Regions from separate parts of the Mus musculus genome. Here region 2 is linked to region 1. Evidence: chromatin loops called from intact Hi-C (ENCODE). Cell type or tissue: left cerebral cortex. All regions are shown on one strand.

Region 1 (8,000 bases):
ATAATGCCAAATAATATCTGCCACCTCTTTTGAGTCCAATACTGTGATTTACTGAAGGGTTTGAAATTGTGCACCAACTTGTTTTCCCATCTCCATAGAGAGCAGAATGGGAGTTGACGAGTCTTGCAAAGAGAGAATGGGTTAAATTTAAGGAAGAGCTTCCCTAAACTTAAGAACTATTAACCACTGGCTTTGCATGTAAGCTGGAACTCTTGCTCCCTTATAATCATTAGGGAGAGGCAGCAGCTGTCATGGGCAGTATATACTTGCTGAGAGCTATCTTGTAATTAGAGTATAGATCTGGGGGCTCTCAGTTCCATATCCCAAGATGACTGCTATTTGGTGTACAGAAATGGAAGAAGGAAATGTCTATGACTAAAGTGTCTTATATCTGAAATGACTCTTGCCTCCTCAGCCTCTTGCCTTCTGTCAAGTCTTCTTTGACTCTTCTCTGTAGTCACAGAGGATTTGGCTCTGTCTGACCCTGTCTCTAAGTGTGCCATTCAACTTGGGGGTGGGGTGGGGGAGGCAGTGGTCATCATTTACCTTTGAAGTAGCTCAACAAGGTACTTCTTCCTAGATAGGCTAACATACCACCATATGTTCTGGCTCACAAAGTTTGCTTCATAGCAAGCTTGTCTTTGTAGCCATTCCAAACTGATTCTGCAAGTTCCTTCCCATGGATTCTCATAGCATACCTTGTTACCCCTCTTACGGAGCTTGGTTTGATTTGGGTTATTTGACTACAAAATCCCGGAGGGCCAATGCTTATTTAGAAATATTAGGAATCCACAGAAAAATGAGATTGAGATTTTTCTAGAGAGTTAAAGATTTCCCATTTAGGGAGAGTTCACAAAAGACTCCATTAGCCAAGCAATGCCAGTGGTTAGTCTGATTTCTCAGGCAAAAGGCAGGCTAATTGTCTGCCATCCAAAGCATTTGGGGACTCCTTAAAACCAGCTACCCTGTGAAAAATGCCTTTAAAGGACCCCTGCTGTGTCTGAAATCTTTTCTATTAACTAAATGTTCAAACGGAGATCAATAGACGGACTTGTGAGCAAAGTGACTGCTTATAAATGCGTTGTTTTTCAAAAGGCAAATCTTAGGTCTGTTACTTATGACCCTCAGTGAGACGAAAGGAGTTGATACTAACACCATGAGATATAAATTATTGCCCAAGCTTAATAGATGAAGCCACAGGGGCTCAAAGAAGGGCAATAACCTCCACCAATGCGCAGTGATTTGGTGGCAGAGCCAGGACTCAATGGGCTGGATCGAATGCGGAGCTTGGGAAGGAAGCAGCATCAACCTGGGGGTGAGGGGGGCAGGCTGGCCAGCTGTCAAGAAAACCACAGAGTGATGTAGTTGTAGCTGTGTGTCCCTCAGGCTGCGATTGGCTAACCCAGTGCTAAACCCAGAGATCCAGGTGGGTAGGGCCTGGTGTTTGGGGTTAGATGCTTCATTTTTAATTATGTGTATGTGTATGTGTATGTGTATATATATATATATATATATATATATATATATATATATATATATGTGTGTGTGTGTGTGTGTGTGTGTGTGTGTGTGTGTGTGTAAATATGAAATCTACTGGGGAAAGGCACTTTTCAAAGGTGGTGTCTCATACTGCCAGTAGAATTTATAGCTGGGGTAGGACACAGACCATGTGATGGTTGGATACTATCCTCTGTCCTCTGCCTTGAACTTGTAGAACTAGGTCAGATGAGCCTGAGAGGCCCAGTGGGAAAGACTCAAGAGCTGTTTACACACCACCCACCCTATCCTGGGAGCAAAGTCTGAAGATAGGAGTCTATTAAAGTTGGGAAAGGACTTTTGTCCGTACAAATCCCTGCTGCTGGGGAACCCAGTGTCTTGGCAGTTCTATGTCAGGGGCCAGGAAAAGACTGAAGCAGCAGGGCTCTTTCTGACTCAGTGCTCAGGCTCCTGGGAACAGTTGGGATTTCTGCTGTTTAAGGAATTAAATGGTTGGAATCTCACTCACCCAGTGATAATACTCCCCAAGATGGTGCTGAATGTTGTGCAAGGGAGTTTCTCCTGGTGTAGAGAAATATGGGGGCTTCAGGAAGAGAAGGAAGAGGAAGAGAGACTCGCTTTTTGAGACGCTTATTCAGGGTTGAGGATTGTGGGGTCTGGCAGCTGGCACTCCCCTTGTAAGACAATGGGTCCACTCCAAACTAAGCCTGTGGGGCAGGGTTTTCTCTGGGCTGGGGAGAGGCCTCATGTTCCATAATTTTTTTTGTAAGAATGAGGTGTGTGTGTGTGTGTGTGTGTCCGTGTCCGTGTCCTAGGGCTTTTCTGCCTCCTGCTACCCAGGAAGATTTTCCTAAGTTAATTGACATAAGTGACTGATATTGTATGCATTCAAGTGATGTTTGATGAAGGAGTGAAGCACATAGAACTAACTCTAGGAGGGGGAGAGAGAGAGAGAGAGAGAGAGAGAGAGAGAGAGAGAGAGAGAGAGAGAAGCCACCAGCCTAATTGATGTAGAACATGATGAGAGACACCAGATCACAGAAACCAGATGAAGAAAAGCAAAGCAAGAACAGTAAAGCATCCAAGAAGCCACATTGGTTGGGACAAGAGTTGGCCTGTGTCACTCACCACAGGCACATTGTCAGAAACGCACCTGGACAGCTACATCTTATCCCACTACACCCAGAAGTCATGCACACTAGTTTCACAGGAAGCTCTAAAAGTGTCTAAACTCTCAGATATGTAAGAGAGAAGGCAAGTAGACAGGCAGGAACTACTGGCAGGTGAAGAGACTAATTGAAATGATGATTGCAATGGTCCTAAGAACTCCAAACTGAATTCTGGGCCCATTTAGTATAGCGTTAAATGATCCCTGTAGCCTGAAGTCTTTTCTAGATGGGACCAGTTCTCAATATTTTTTTTTTTTGGTGACTCTGAGTTCCTAGACTAGATGTTATAGTCAGTTTGCTTTGTCGTGGAAATTGGAATATATTTGTTCAGAAAACTTTTTGCTTCATAGAAGTGAAATTAAAAAAAAAAGTTTCAATGATTAATCTTGCAAGTCCATGAAAACGCATTCACCTAACATGACTCAGGGGACAAGGTTCAGCTGGAGCACAGGTGTGTTTGGGTTTAAATCAGTCTATTCTCGATGCAAATTATATTTCCTGTTTTCAGAGGTATAATTTGGGATTTTGTACAGGTGTTTGAAAATAGCATCAATATGATTCATGCAGAAATGATTCAGAACCACAAGGACTGAGCTGTCACCTGGAATTCATGCAGGTTACTAACAAATGGCTGGATGGATGAATCTGCTACTTTTCAAATTAAAATGAGGGCTCTAGAAGTAGAATTTGAAGCCTTTGATCCAAATTCCAGGTTGCTAGCTTGCTTCTGGGTTTGTTTTGACTTACTGCTATGCTGGACTTTTTGTTGCTGTGACCGCATGCCTGGTAGAAGCAACTTGAGAAGGATTTGTAGAGCCTGACAGTCTCAGAGGTCTCTGTTCACCACAGCATAGCACTGCGGCAGAGTCAAGAGCTTGCTCACACCACGGTAGTTGTGAAGGAGGGGGACCGGCCACTGGCTGGTTCCCTCCTTTTAGTCTATCCAGGACCCGACCACCAGATGGCGCTGTCCACATCCAGGGTAAATTCATCTTAAAAAAAAAAAAACACTCAGAGACCACTCATAGACAAAAACATGGTGCTTCTCAATCTAACCAAGTTGGTGGGCAAGATTAACAGTGATGGCGATGTCCTCTGTTCCCTGGACTCTTCTCCATGCACAGTGAGCGCTAGTTTGGGCTTAGGATGAACCCGATAGAAGAGCTTTACAGAAAAGATGGGAAGAGAGGAAACACGGACCACACAGGAAACAGAGCAGCAACCAGAGGATGGGGACCAGAGGAACTTCAGGTCCTGGGAAAATGGAACAGACATAGGAAGAGGAAGTTGACTGGTTCCACTAAGGATCAAGATGGATAATATTATGGTCATGATTACTATGGCAACATGGGATATGAATAGGCTCCATAATATATAACATATATCATAACATAATATATGTTAACAAAGTGTGCTAATGAAATAATGTCAGCCATACTACTGGCTGCAAGTTCCAGCTTTCTCTATACTTCTAGAACCTGCCTCAAAGGGTCCCTAAAGGGCTAGCACTTGCTGGCTGTAGCTCTTCTCAGAGGTTAGGTAAAGCTCTGTGGTACCTACCTTAAGAATATCAGAAATAATAATAATAACAATAATAATGATGATGATGATAATAATAATAATAATAAATTAGCAAGGTCTAGAGGATTGTGCCAGTAATCCCAGTACTTGGGATTACTGAGCCAGGAGGACTGACCACAAATTCAAGGCCAGTATGGGGCACCTAGTGCCCTTGTTACAGAACAGGACCCTGTGATAAGTAAAACAACCCCCCAGTCTTTGGTTCACCCAGTGCTAGGCGGAGGCTGTCTTTTGCAGTGGATGCCTTAGAATTCCCCATTTGTTGTTCAGACACCCAGGGCTTAGTAAGGAATATGAATATCTCTGTTAGAATCACTGCCTGAGTTCTGTTTCCAAATAGACTCTTAACTCAGAAATATGATTTCAAGAAAGACCCAAGCTGAACGAAACCCAGGGATGCCCTTAGTCACGACAGACAGGGCCATGAAGATAGCTGGCTTGGATTCTGGCTTTGGACATAAATGATGAATGTTGGATATGAATTCCTGGAGGTGAGTTTGTATTCTCAAGAGAAACCTGGGCTGCTAAGCCACGAGCAGGCCACCAACATAGGTGCTTAGCTTATGACTAGGACTCTCTGTCTGGAGACATTTCAGGCCTCCCCCACCCCCTTCTTCTCAGTTCCAGTGACAGCACAGAGAGGGGCTTCATAGATACCCATTGCGTGAAGGATATGTGGGCAAACCCACAGGGTTTGTTGAGCAATTGCACTTACAACAGTAAATGCTTTTGAAAATAAGCTTTCCCAGGAACTGAGCCAATAGCACAGGGAGGGGCATTGATGGATGCCCCAACATCCATAGCAGGTCAAGCAGGTACAAGTGGCCCCTTGGGATCTTTGGGACTCTAACGCCTGGTTCCCATCCAGAGTTGGTGCTTGTTGTAGCGCCTCAGCTTCAGCACAGAGCCTGGGCCTCCTCCCTCTGAGCTCCCTTAGGAAGGACCCGCTAACATTCTCTCCCTCTTTACCAGGCCTCCTGCTTCCCAGCGGCCTCAAGTTCTGGCGACTTATTCATTATTCATCTCTTTTCATCCTCGTGCTTGGGAGCAGGGCTTCCCTGCCCTGGGTTTAGTCCCATCTCTGGGCCGCTTGAACAATGGCAGGTAAGGCACTTCCTGCTCTGGCCAGGAATGGAATGAAAACGAATGCCAGACCCTGGTGTCCCGGGAGACCCCAGTGGGTTGACACCAGTCAAGGGCTCCGGTGTCAGGTGTCTGTCCTGATGCTGCTTTTGTTTGTCCCCTGCAGCAGCCTCGGAGGTGAGCGGTGAGCACACAGGAGACAAAACCGGGTAAGAAAGAATGGCTAACTCTTCCTTCCTGCACTCGGGAGAACCAGGCTGAAGCCATCAGATGTGCAGGGCACAGGGGAGCCTTTCTGCTTTTGCTTTATTTGTTTTTATCCTAAAGAAATTTCACACACACACACACACACACACACACACACACACACGCAGACCAAAATCATGTCAACTATTAAAATTAAGAGTTAAAATTAGTGAGGTTCAGTATATTTGATTTAAATGTGATTGAAAATGACTCCCTGTGTATTTAGCCCCCCCCCTTTTTATTTGATGCGTTCTTGTTTAAAAAAAAATTAAGCAACAGCTAGGAATTTTAATGCAATTCCATGTGAGTACTAAGCCTGTAAAATCATTTGCCATCTAACTAGATTTCTGGGTAAACAGTTTGTTCTTTACCCCTAACCGCCCATGTGTGTGTGTGTGTGTGTGTGTGTGTGTGTGTGTGTGTGTGTGTGTTGGCGCGCATGCATAGGGGAAAATGAAACACTGGGGATTGAACCCAGGGTCTTGTGACTGCTAGGCAAGTGCTCTTCTTGACACTAACCTCCCAGTCCCTTTTCTATCAGATCTCGTTGAGACAGATCTATGTGGCTCAGGCTAGCAAGGAACTTACTATATAGTTCAGGCTGGTCTCAAACCTTCCACCCTCTGCTTCTGCCTCCCAAGGGCTGGTGTGTTCCGTAATGGCTCAGCCCTGCTGCTGTCAGACTCAGAAATTTCCAAGTTTCTGTTCTTCAAGGCTGTTTGCAATCATCCTCCCTGAGTGATACTGAGAGGCCGTGTTCAAGAGAGCCACAGTCAAACCTCTGCTGAGCTCGACTCCTGTTGCTTAGACCTTGGGCGCTCATGCGCTTCTCTGGGTGCTCAGATGAGATAATGCAGAGTTTTGCTCTGTAGCACAAAATGTTTGGCCTGCAATGAGTCCCATGACATATCCCAAGCATAGGGAAAGGATGGAAGTCTCCTTTCTGATTGCTATAGGCTATATAGCACCCATCCCCACCTTCCCCACTTCCTGTTCCACCAAGGCCGAGGAACAACAGGCTTGTGGAGGGTGGGTCACATCTTTAAGATGGTCATGGTGAGAGCGCTGTTAGGGTAGTGAAGGGAGAGACCTGTGGATCTCCTTATTCTTATTATAATATCTGCTTTTGGGTGGCCTTATGACATTATGCTGGCTACAGTCATCCCCAGAAGAAAGAAGATGAGGGAGGGCGTCTTCATGCCACGTAGTCGGGAAGCTTCTTAAAATTAATTAATTAATAATAATAATAATAAATATTTTTTATTCTTTGAAAATCCCATGCCTTTATACAATGTATGCTTACCACATTCCTCTACCACTACTCCCTTCTGAGCCCCCATGTCTCTTCCAGTGCCACGCCCTTTTTCTTTTGTTATCAATAACTCCCAAGTCCAATTAATGGTGTGTGGCCATCCAGAGTGATTTTCCCTCTCTCAGCCCCCACCAACTGCCATCAATGCTCTTTTGATAGCAGTGGGGTCTCAGGTCCCCCTCCTCAGGTCATGCTGGAATTTTGACTGCTGCGAGTTGGTGTGTATGATACAGACAGTGTATATAGATGATATCCTCTGTGGATGTCAGCAGCTCACAGCTTGCCTCTCCATCTGCTGGCTCCTGCATTCCCTTATGAATGTGTAAAGTTTTCTGAGACTTGGAAGGCGAGGCTGATACAGGTGGGCACTAAGAGTTATTTATACTTAGTACTTTAACAAGGTATGAGTTTCTATATTAACTACCATGAAATAAAAAGGGAAACTTTCTCTCCAAAATTGAGAGCAGCCTAAATCTGTGGGTATAAACATGCATATTCAGAATGCAGTTTGGTAGCATGGCCGTTTAGCAAAACAACACTAGATTCTGCCCTCCATACTATGGTCTCCTAAGCCATGGACTTTTGGCCAGGTTTACAGCACCAGGCACAGGATCCCTTCTGTGGATCAGAATCCCTCATGTCTAATTAGAAAGCAATTAATTACCCCCATAACCCTCATACCACCATTGTGTCAGTGGGTACATCTCATTAGCAGGTCAGTATTGTGGCAAACAGGGGCCAATCATAAAGGGTAAGATTTATAAAGGGTAAAAATTCAGCTAGAGAGGACAGTAAAACACAGTATTGTGGGAGAAGGGGAGCTTACACTGGGTTTAAAGGTTTGAGTGGGGATAGAAGAGTCGAGGCGAGGAGAAGGTAGGGGTTGGATAAGTGAAAACTAAGGATACATGAAGAAATGTTATGGAAACTCACTAGTTTGAGAGATAATAAAAATATGTACTATGTTAATATATTTATTTTTATTATTTTATTATTTTAAAATTATGTGTAGATACATGTTACATGTGAATGTGTGGACATGAGTTTTGGTGCCCATGATGGCCCATTAGATTCCTGGAGTTACAGACAGTTAGGAGCTGCCTGGTGTGGGT
Region 2 (8,000 bases), 76 kb after region 1:
AAAAGCTGGCAGATTACATTATTTACTTATTGTAAACGTTTCTTAAATAGGTTTAAAAGTTCGGAACTAGATCTAAACTTCTTATCACATATTTATAGACCCATTAAAAATATTTAAAAACTACAAAGCCAGTGACCTGCTAATCAGCAGTTTGATGAGACAGGCTATTGTTTTATGCCTTAGCACTCGATTGTGTCTCAGCACACAAGTGTGGGTTCTTTGAGTCTGGCATACCACATGCCACGTGTTGACCTGATCCCTACCCACTGCCATGTGGTTGCGTTTCAGTCCACATGATCTCTCTTTGAGAACAATAACTCCTCTGGCTTCTAGCCATTGCTTTCTGTGAGCCGGGCACAGTCTCATAGCAAATGAGTGTGGGTACTAAAACTATACGGCAGGTAGTTAGTTACCCAGGTGATCTGGGAGGTTTGCATTTGTGACAGTGCAACCACTGACATTAAAATGAAGAAATACACATTTCATAAGGACCTGGTGAACCCCACAGGGGCGGAGGCTCATGGTTCCTTTGAAGGAGAGCAGAGTCCTCCTATCCCGTATTATATCTGTCCAAGTTTATTTTCAATTTCCCCTTCACTAACAGTAGTGGGCAACGGATTTCCCTCCCACATTCCTGGGCCACATGGAGGCTCCTACTTCTTATCTCTGGGTAGTAGCCTGCCACTGCAGCCTTCACACCCAGCCTGCGCTTAGCCCACAAGTCATCTCTGCACAGTATGGGAGGGTCTGGACTCCCAGGACTTGAAACTTTGGTGGGGACTTGAACCCTGAAACTCTCCATTCAGTGCTGGCCCAGAGTAGGCGCTCAATGCATATTTGCTGGATGAATGAACATTTGGTGAGGAAGCCAGAGGGATCAGATGAATGGACTGCACCTCAAGGAAGGCACCAAAGCTATTGGATTGGCAAATACCTCCTTAGATTTCAAGTGATGTGTCCTGAAAGGGACGCTAACCAAAGATGTGCAGCTCGTTGAGTGGCATAATGTGGAAGGAGGTACTCCTGTTCTAATCCCAGCAAACTGCTTCTCTTTGTCCCTGTATTTCTTTTAGACAGGAGCAATTCTGGGCTAATATTTTTGAGATGAGTAGGTGACCCCATTTCTCAAATGGGGGCTGTGCCTAACCTCTGGATATGGTCTCTACAGGTTCGCTCTCTCCTTTGTTGGGCATTTCAGCTAATGCCATCCCCGTTGGGTCCTGGGAGCCTCTTGCTTTCCTAGCATCTGGGACTTCCTAGTAGCTACCCCCAGTTCCCTGTCCCCCCACTGCTACACACCTCTATTTGGTTTTCTGACCCTCTGTACTTCTCCCCCATCATCCTCATACCTTATTACTGAAATAGAGTATCGCTTTCCCCAGCCAAGCTTCACTCAGCTCTGTGGCCCTGCATATACACCCACAGGAACAACGTCCTATTTGTGAGATCAGTGAGGCAAGCGTTTATGCAGTCTTTGAAAAGTACAATCAGTAATGGTTCAAATTAGCATTGTCTGCATGTGAAGCCTAAATGCAATATTGATTGTATATGCTTTCCCTTCAGTTTGTGTGAATAAGTGGATTTAGATTAAATACAGCAACAGTGCCTGCCCTAACAAGGCTAGTGGAATCAAACTTGCAGATGGCCTATACTTTATTTTTAAAAGACCACAAAAATACCCTTGATCTTATTTTATTTCTGAGAAATTAAACCATTATTTCCTTCTATTTTGATGACACCAATGTAAGTGTGATATTTTAATTCAAGTGGGCTATCCTACGAACCAGGTAGTTAACAGAATGTGACCATATCACAATCAAATGTTGACAAGATGTCAAGACTCACAATTCACTTGGGCTGTGAGAAGCTATAATCAACATCTCTAGCCTTTTCCCCTCGGTGCCTGGTGTAGGCACTGCTGACAAAGAAAAATACTGGTAAAGCACTGTCAACTGAGCAATGTGTGTGAGGCAGGATGCTAACGGTGCGAATACTCTGATACATACTGCTGGGGAGCAAATTGCTGAAGAGAAGAAGAAAGAGGAGGAGGAGGAGACGGAGGAGGAGGAAGAGGAGGAGGAGGTGGAGGAGGAGGAGAAGAAAGAGGAGGAGATGGAGGAGGAGGAGATGGAGGAGAAGGAAGAGAAGGAGGAGGAAGAGGAAGAGGAGGAGGAAGAGGAGGAGGAGATGGAGGAGGAAGAGATGGAGGAGGAAAAAGAGGAGGAGAGTCCCTACATAGAAAATATGTTTTAGATTGCCATGAGAAAAATAATCTAGACAATAGAAAACTATTTTCATATGATAAGACCAGGGGTTGGAGATTCCAGAGTTCATGATTCTGCCCCTCAATAGAGTCACCAAAGTCCAAGATCTTTTTTTTTTTCTCTTATTCTGAAGATTGAGGTTGGGACGCAGGCAAATGCTCTACCACTGGGCTCCACTCCCAGCCCTGAAACTCCAGTTTTCAAAGTCTCCCTGGCTGTGATTGCTACGAGCTATATGACTTTATTGTCCAGGGACTTCCTTGGTGGTGGATGTATAGGCACAGTGCCTGTGATGAGCTGAGAGGCAGGAGTCACTCCAGCACTTCAACAGCCCCTGGAAAAAGCACCGTGTGTGGTAAGATTCCATAGAAGCCTTCCTTGACTCCATTGCACCAATCCTGGAGTCAGATGTGCACATCTGTGAAAGTTTGCTAGTGGCATGGAGCTTAACTTAACTCAGCACCGCAGAAATGGGCCCTCTCTTAGTCTGGGGTTTGGTCACAGTGTCAATGGTTCTAAGGCTCTCAGGTAACTGCTTGGGTCCCCCTCTCCTTCAAGCCTTGTATGTCACAGGTGCTTGTTCAGAGTGACTGTACACACACATGTGCACTCACATGCATGGGTGCAGACACACATGAATAGACACATACACACACATGCACACAGACATACACGTGTGTGAACACACACACAAACACACACTCACACTCACATACCACATGAGTGCCTGTCTCGTGTCTGGTCTGTGATTTTAGCTAAGGTACCTTTGTGTGTGTTGAACACAAACAACTTCTCATTGTTTCTTTTCTCCTATACTGCCTCCAGATGGTTGGTTTCTCTATCAGTAATATTCATATAATGGCAGCACCTTACATTTGTATAGAGTGTTTGTATATGTTATTTTATAAACACACAGACTCATCTGTGAGATGCTTGTTAGTACGACTGTGAGTGTTATGAAGAACCCAATACCTGGTCTGGCCAAGTGCCCAGGGACATGGGATAGGTATATGAGCGGGTATATGGCTGGAATCTATCTTTTGTGATTCAGTGAACTAAAAGACTTCAGTATAATTCATGCTAGTATCTACATTAGTATCATTTAGCACATATTTATACCCAACAAACACCTGACAATTTCCTGTGGGTAGGAGAAAGAGGCAGAGCCTACTTTGTGTTAGTAATGGGTGAGGGTAGCTGACAATCTACCAGAGTTGCCATCACATCTTGGGAAAAACTGAACAGAATTAAAAGGAGGCAGTGGAAAGAGACAATAGATAGTTGTTCGTGTTTAATACTAAAAAAAAAAGTCTCACATATAGGCAAAAATCAGGAGACCACAGATATCATATGTGTGTGTGTATGTGAAAGTGTTCATGTATGCATTGTGCATGTGTGCATGTGTGTGTGCATATGTATGTGTGTGTTTAGAAATGACATCAGTTTTTATTGAGTTTTTATCTGTAGACTGTGCTGAAGTGACACCATATACTTAGCTGGTGTGTGCAGCTATTAAATATTAACATATCTCCATTCTCTTGAGTTTTCCTCAGCTATGGAGACACCATGCCTCTGCCTGGTACATCCCCAGTCTCTTAACCAACTACAGGGGCAAAGCCTTGGTGAGGAGGGAGAGAGCTTCAGGCCAGCACAGGCAGCTCTTCCTTCTATGGCCGCTGCCACACGCCAGCTAAGTGTTGAATTTCTGGGATATGGAGCTTGCTAAGCATGCGTCCAGCAGGAAGGAAGCCTTCACTCACTGGGACTGGCTCCCACACCCTGACTCTGATAGGTGCCTTTTTATTATGCACTTTTGTTCATTCTCAATGATGGAGATTATTTCCCATCTCACTACTAAGCAAAGTTAAGCTTGGAGATGCTGTGTCCCAGACTGCTTATCTACTAAGTGCTGAAGCCATTTGTGTTCCCAGGCAGTATGAGAGTGCAAACCCCATTTTATAGATGGAAATAATTCTCATGCTTGCTTGGTTTCAAGGGTGTTCATAAGGGATGCTGTGTGTGGGAGATGCGCTCCTGGTAAACAACATGTTTATCCTGCTCATCCAACAAGACACAAAAGTATGGCAGAAGGATGCTCTGAAATGGGAGTTTGAGAGGCATCATTTAAAAAAACTGCTACCTGCAATGTACAGCCTGACTTCATGTTGCAGTTTCAGCCACTGAGAAGCATCCCGTGTAGCCAGACCTGGTGTACTCAGCATCCCCCCCCCCCCCAGGCAGCTAACACCCTGTTTCTGTATTAGAAAACAGACTCCTGAATAAAATAAACATTTGCTTCTTTTCTGAAAAAAAAATTCCCCCCTTTTTACTTCCATCTGCTTGTTGTTGCAAACAAGAGCTAATCAGCAGAGTGGAGAAACAGATGTGCTGTGACGATGCTCTCTGCCCTGCCCAGGGTCCTTGACAGGAACGGTTGCCATAACAACCATCTTACACCAATGCAGAAATAGCGCAAGCTTTTTGCAACCACTCTTGACTTCATTAATTATGCCATTCCTAGCTAAATGATACGGCAATGCCATTTCCTTTGGCCTCGCCAGGAATAGAAATGAGAAATGAGATATTTTTTGTTGAAGGGTTGAAAAAGCCACAAAACATTACAGTTCTGTAAATTTTTTTTTTTTTTTGCCATTATTACCATTTATTTTCCCTAAGTTCCTGCTTGTGAGCTTGGTTCCCAAACAAGTGCTTCGTGCTGCACATGAGGCACTGAGTGCTTTTGATGAGCGTTATTTGATTTAGGATCCTGGGGACCCACCAAGGATGGCGTGGCTGTTTCTGCCCTAATGTTTCTTGCTGGTGAGATAAATACGTCACAGCCAGTAACCATTCTTTGTCCTTGGACAGTGAGGATTGGAGCTGAGATATGTAGCTCCAAACTCTTCAGCATCATCACATATATTTGTATGTATTCATGTGTGTGCACATGTGTGTGCACATGTGCGTGTGTGCCTGTGTGTGTGTGCATATGTATTTGCGTACATGTGGAAGTCAGAGCTTGAAGTTGTGTACATCAATTTGGATAGGCTGGCTGGCTGGTGGGATCCAAGGACGTACCTATTTCTACTCTCCTAGTTTTAAGGTTACAGACAAATGCTACCTTGCTAGCTTCATGTGCCGGGTGCTGAGATTTGAACTCAGGTTCTCATGCTTCCACAGCAAGTCCTTTATTATCGGAGCCACCCCAGTCCCTAAAGTCCTCCTCCTTAAGTCTACAGAAATTGTTGGGATTGGAGAGATGGGTTGTAATAAAAGCACTGGCTGCTCCTCCGGAGGACCAGGGTGCAATCCCCAGCACCCACACGGCAGCTCACAACTGTCCGTAACTCCTGTGACATCCCCATACAGACATACGTGTAGGCAGGCAAAACACCAATGCATATAAAAAGAAATAAGTCCTCAAAAAGAAAAAGAAATAGTTTAATTGTGAGCACTGCTGCTCTCAATAAAATGTTTATGTTTGGTTAATATTTTCATTAAGAAGTACCCGTCTTGATGTCAACCTAAAATGAGCAATAGAGACACCAACTTTCTAAAAGAATTCATCCATCAAGTCATGGTACTATAGTATAACTTATGAATGCAACAGTTATCCAAAGAGACGTCAGCTTGGGGGCACTTTAAAATAGTTTCATATCACCATCATTGTTGTTGTTGTTGTTGTTGCTGCTGCTGTGTGTAAGGGTGCATATGTCACAGTGCACACGTGGCTATCAGAGGACAGCTTTGAAGTCAGTTCTCTCATTCTCTGGGCTCCAGGGATTAAGCAAAGAAATCTGCAGCCGGGCCAGGGCTACAGCTGGACCAGGGCTAGAGCTGAGTTAGGGCTGGTTACATACATACACTGGTTTCAGGGGCTATCCCAGAGATGACATTAGTCCTTTAGCAGAGGCAATATGGGTGTGGCCAGTGTCCTTGGTTAGTGGCTACTTGTTAGTACATTGCTAGATTCATACAGCAAGTAGCAGAGATACCTCCCTGTGGTATCTACGAGGGCAATATGGTATCTGAAAGCCTGTTCTTTACGATACATGGCTCCAACTTACCAGGCTCAGATGTAAGAGGCTTTGGTTTGGTATTGATAATGCACTCTCTCTACAGTCTTGAAGAAAACGTAATATTTCAACGTATCACTAAACATTAAGAATTAACCCCAAAAGAAGATTCTGGAGAAACAAAGTACTTTAAGAGAATAAAAATTTTTGATTGATATGGCTTTAGTTTGGATAAAAAAGAGAACTGGGAGCTTTCTCATGTTACCACTGATGTCAGAAAAGTTGCTGAAGACTAGTGTGAGTGTTCATGTGTGTATGTGGGTGTGCTTGTGCATGTGCTTGTGCGTGTGTGTATGTACTCATGTGTGGAGGACAGACATAAGTCTTCTTTTATGGCTCTCCATCTTAGTTTTTTGCAACAGGTCTTTCACTGAACCTGGGTGACTGTTCCAGCTATTCCTGAAAGCATTAGGATCCGCCTGTGGCCAGCCCCCAGGGCTGTGATTACAGACGCTCCCCACTACACCCAACTCTTACTTGGGTGCCGGGGATTCAAACTCAGACCCTTCTACTTGAGCAACACTCTGGTCACTAATTCCTTAATTCTCAACCCAGAACTGACTAAATATTTTTGACCAGAAAAATGGGAGAAGAGAAAAAAAATGATATTACAGTTGTGTAACGTGGGGTTTTTATGGGACTCCTAACAGAGGGGAGGGGGCTTGTCGCTGACTCTTATTCCTGCTTTTGGGACCCTTGTCCTCCTACTGGTTTGCCTCATCCAGACTTAATAAGAGAGGAGGGGCCTAATCTTATTGCAACTTGATATGCCCACTTTGATTGATATCTCTAGGAGGTCTGCTCATTCCTGAAGGGAAATGGAGGAGGAGTGGATGTCGAGGGAGGGGGGACTGGGAGGAGAGGAGGGAGGGGAAACTGCAATCAGGATGCAATATATGAGGAATAAATTGATTTTTAAAAAGGTAGAATGAGGAGGGAAAAGAAACCACCTACAAAGATGAACTAGCAGTGGAGTGCTGGGGGCAGGGGTGGGGTGGGGCATGGGGGGTGTATCTGCCGCAGGAGTGACTTCAGAATGGTGTTGCCCTGTGAGGATTCAGGAAGAAGTCCATGAGGGGCTGGCTCTTGCCAGGCCCTGAGGGTGCTTGAGTTTGAGCTTCCTGTCTTCAGAATTGTACATTTCTGCCCTTTCTAAATTAAACGGCAACAAGTCGCACATGGTGGCGCACACCTTTCATCCCAGCACTCAGGAGGCAGAGGCAGGCGGATCTCTGAGTTCAAGATCAGCTTGGTCTACAGAGTGAGTTCTAGGACAACCAGGGCAACACAGAGCAACAATGTCTTGAAAAACTTAAACGAACAAGCATGCAAATAAACAACAGCAATGAACCCCTGTGTTCACACATGAGCAGAGATTTTATTTTGATTTAAGTTTTATTGCATCATGATGAGAAAATATACATACTTTCAATTTACCTGAATTTGCTAACATTTAAAAACATATTTTGAGTAAATAGATTTACATCACATTCTTCTTCCTTACATGCGTTTTTCTCAATATAAATTTTAAATAACTCCAAATATATTAACTGTATGATATTTTAAATAATATATCACTATTAGTTTTTAAATGAACTTAAATATAAAAAGTCTTTTTGTTTGTTTGTTTTGTTTTTAGTAGAGCTTAAAATCTTGGCTC

Evidence for each region. Peaks named below come from ENCODE experiments on the same cell type or tissue, not always from the same donor. Only the 100,000 strongest peaks of a DNase experiment are listed, where the experiment ranks them.
Region 2: a loop joins it to region 1, with 5 times the contacts of the local background. A loop is called at or near these places in 4 of 42 quality-filtered maps.

What each region holds. Positions count from the first base shown.
Region 1 is chr2:70,033,802-70,041,801 of GRCm38, forward strand. It overlaps Myo3b (myosin IIIB), which reads left to right and starts at 5,325. Exons shown (of 35, transcript NM_177376.4): 1 at 5,325-5,351; 2 at 5,497-5,539. The coding sequence starts at 5,345. In left cerebral cortex, a CTCF peak has its summit at 3,612 (motif pointing right); a DNase peak (open chromatin) is centred at 7,192.
Region 2 is chr2:70,109,540-70,117,539 of GRCm38, forward strand. The region is part of intron 7 of Myo3b (myosin IIIB); the gene reads left to right. Among named protein-coding and RNA genes, the nearest start is that of Myo3b, 74 kb to the left of the region's middle. In left cerebral cortex, no CTCF peak of the experiment used is centred here; a DNase peak (open chromatin) is centred at 4,688.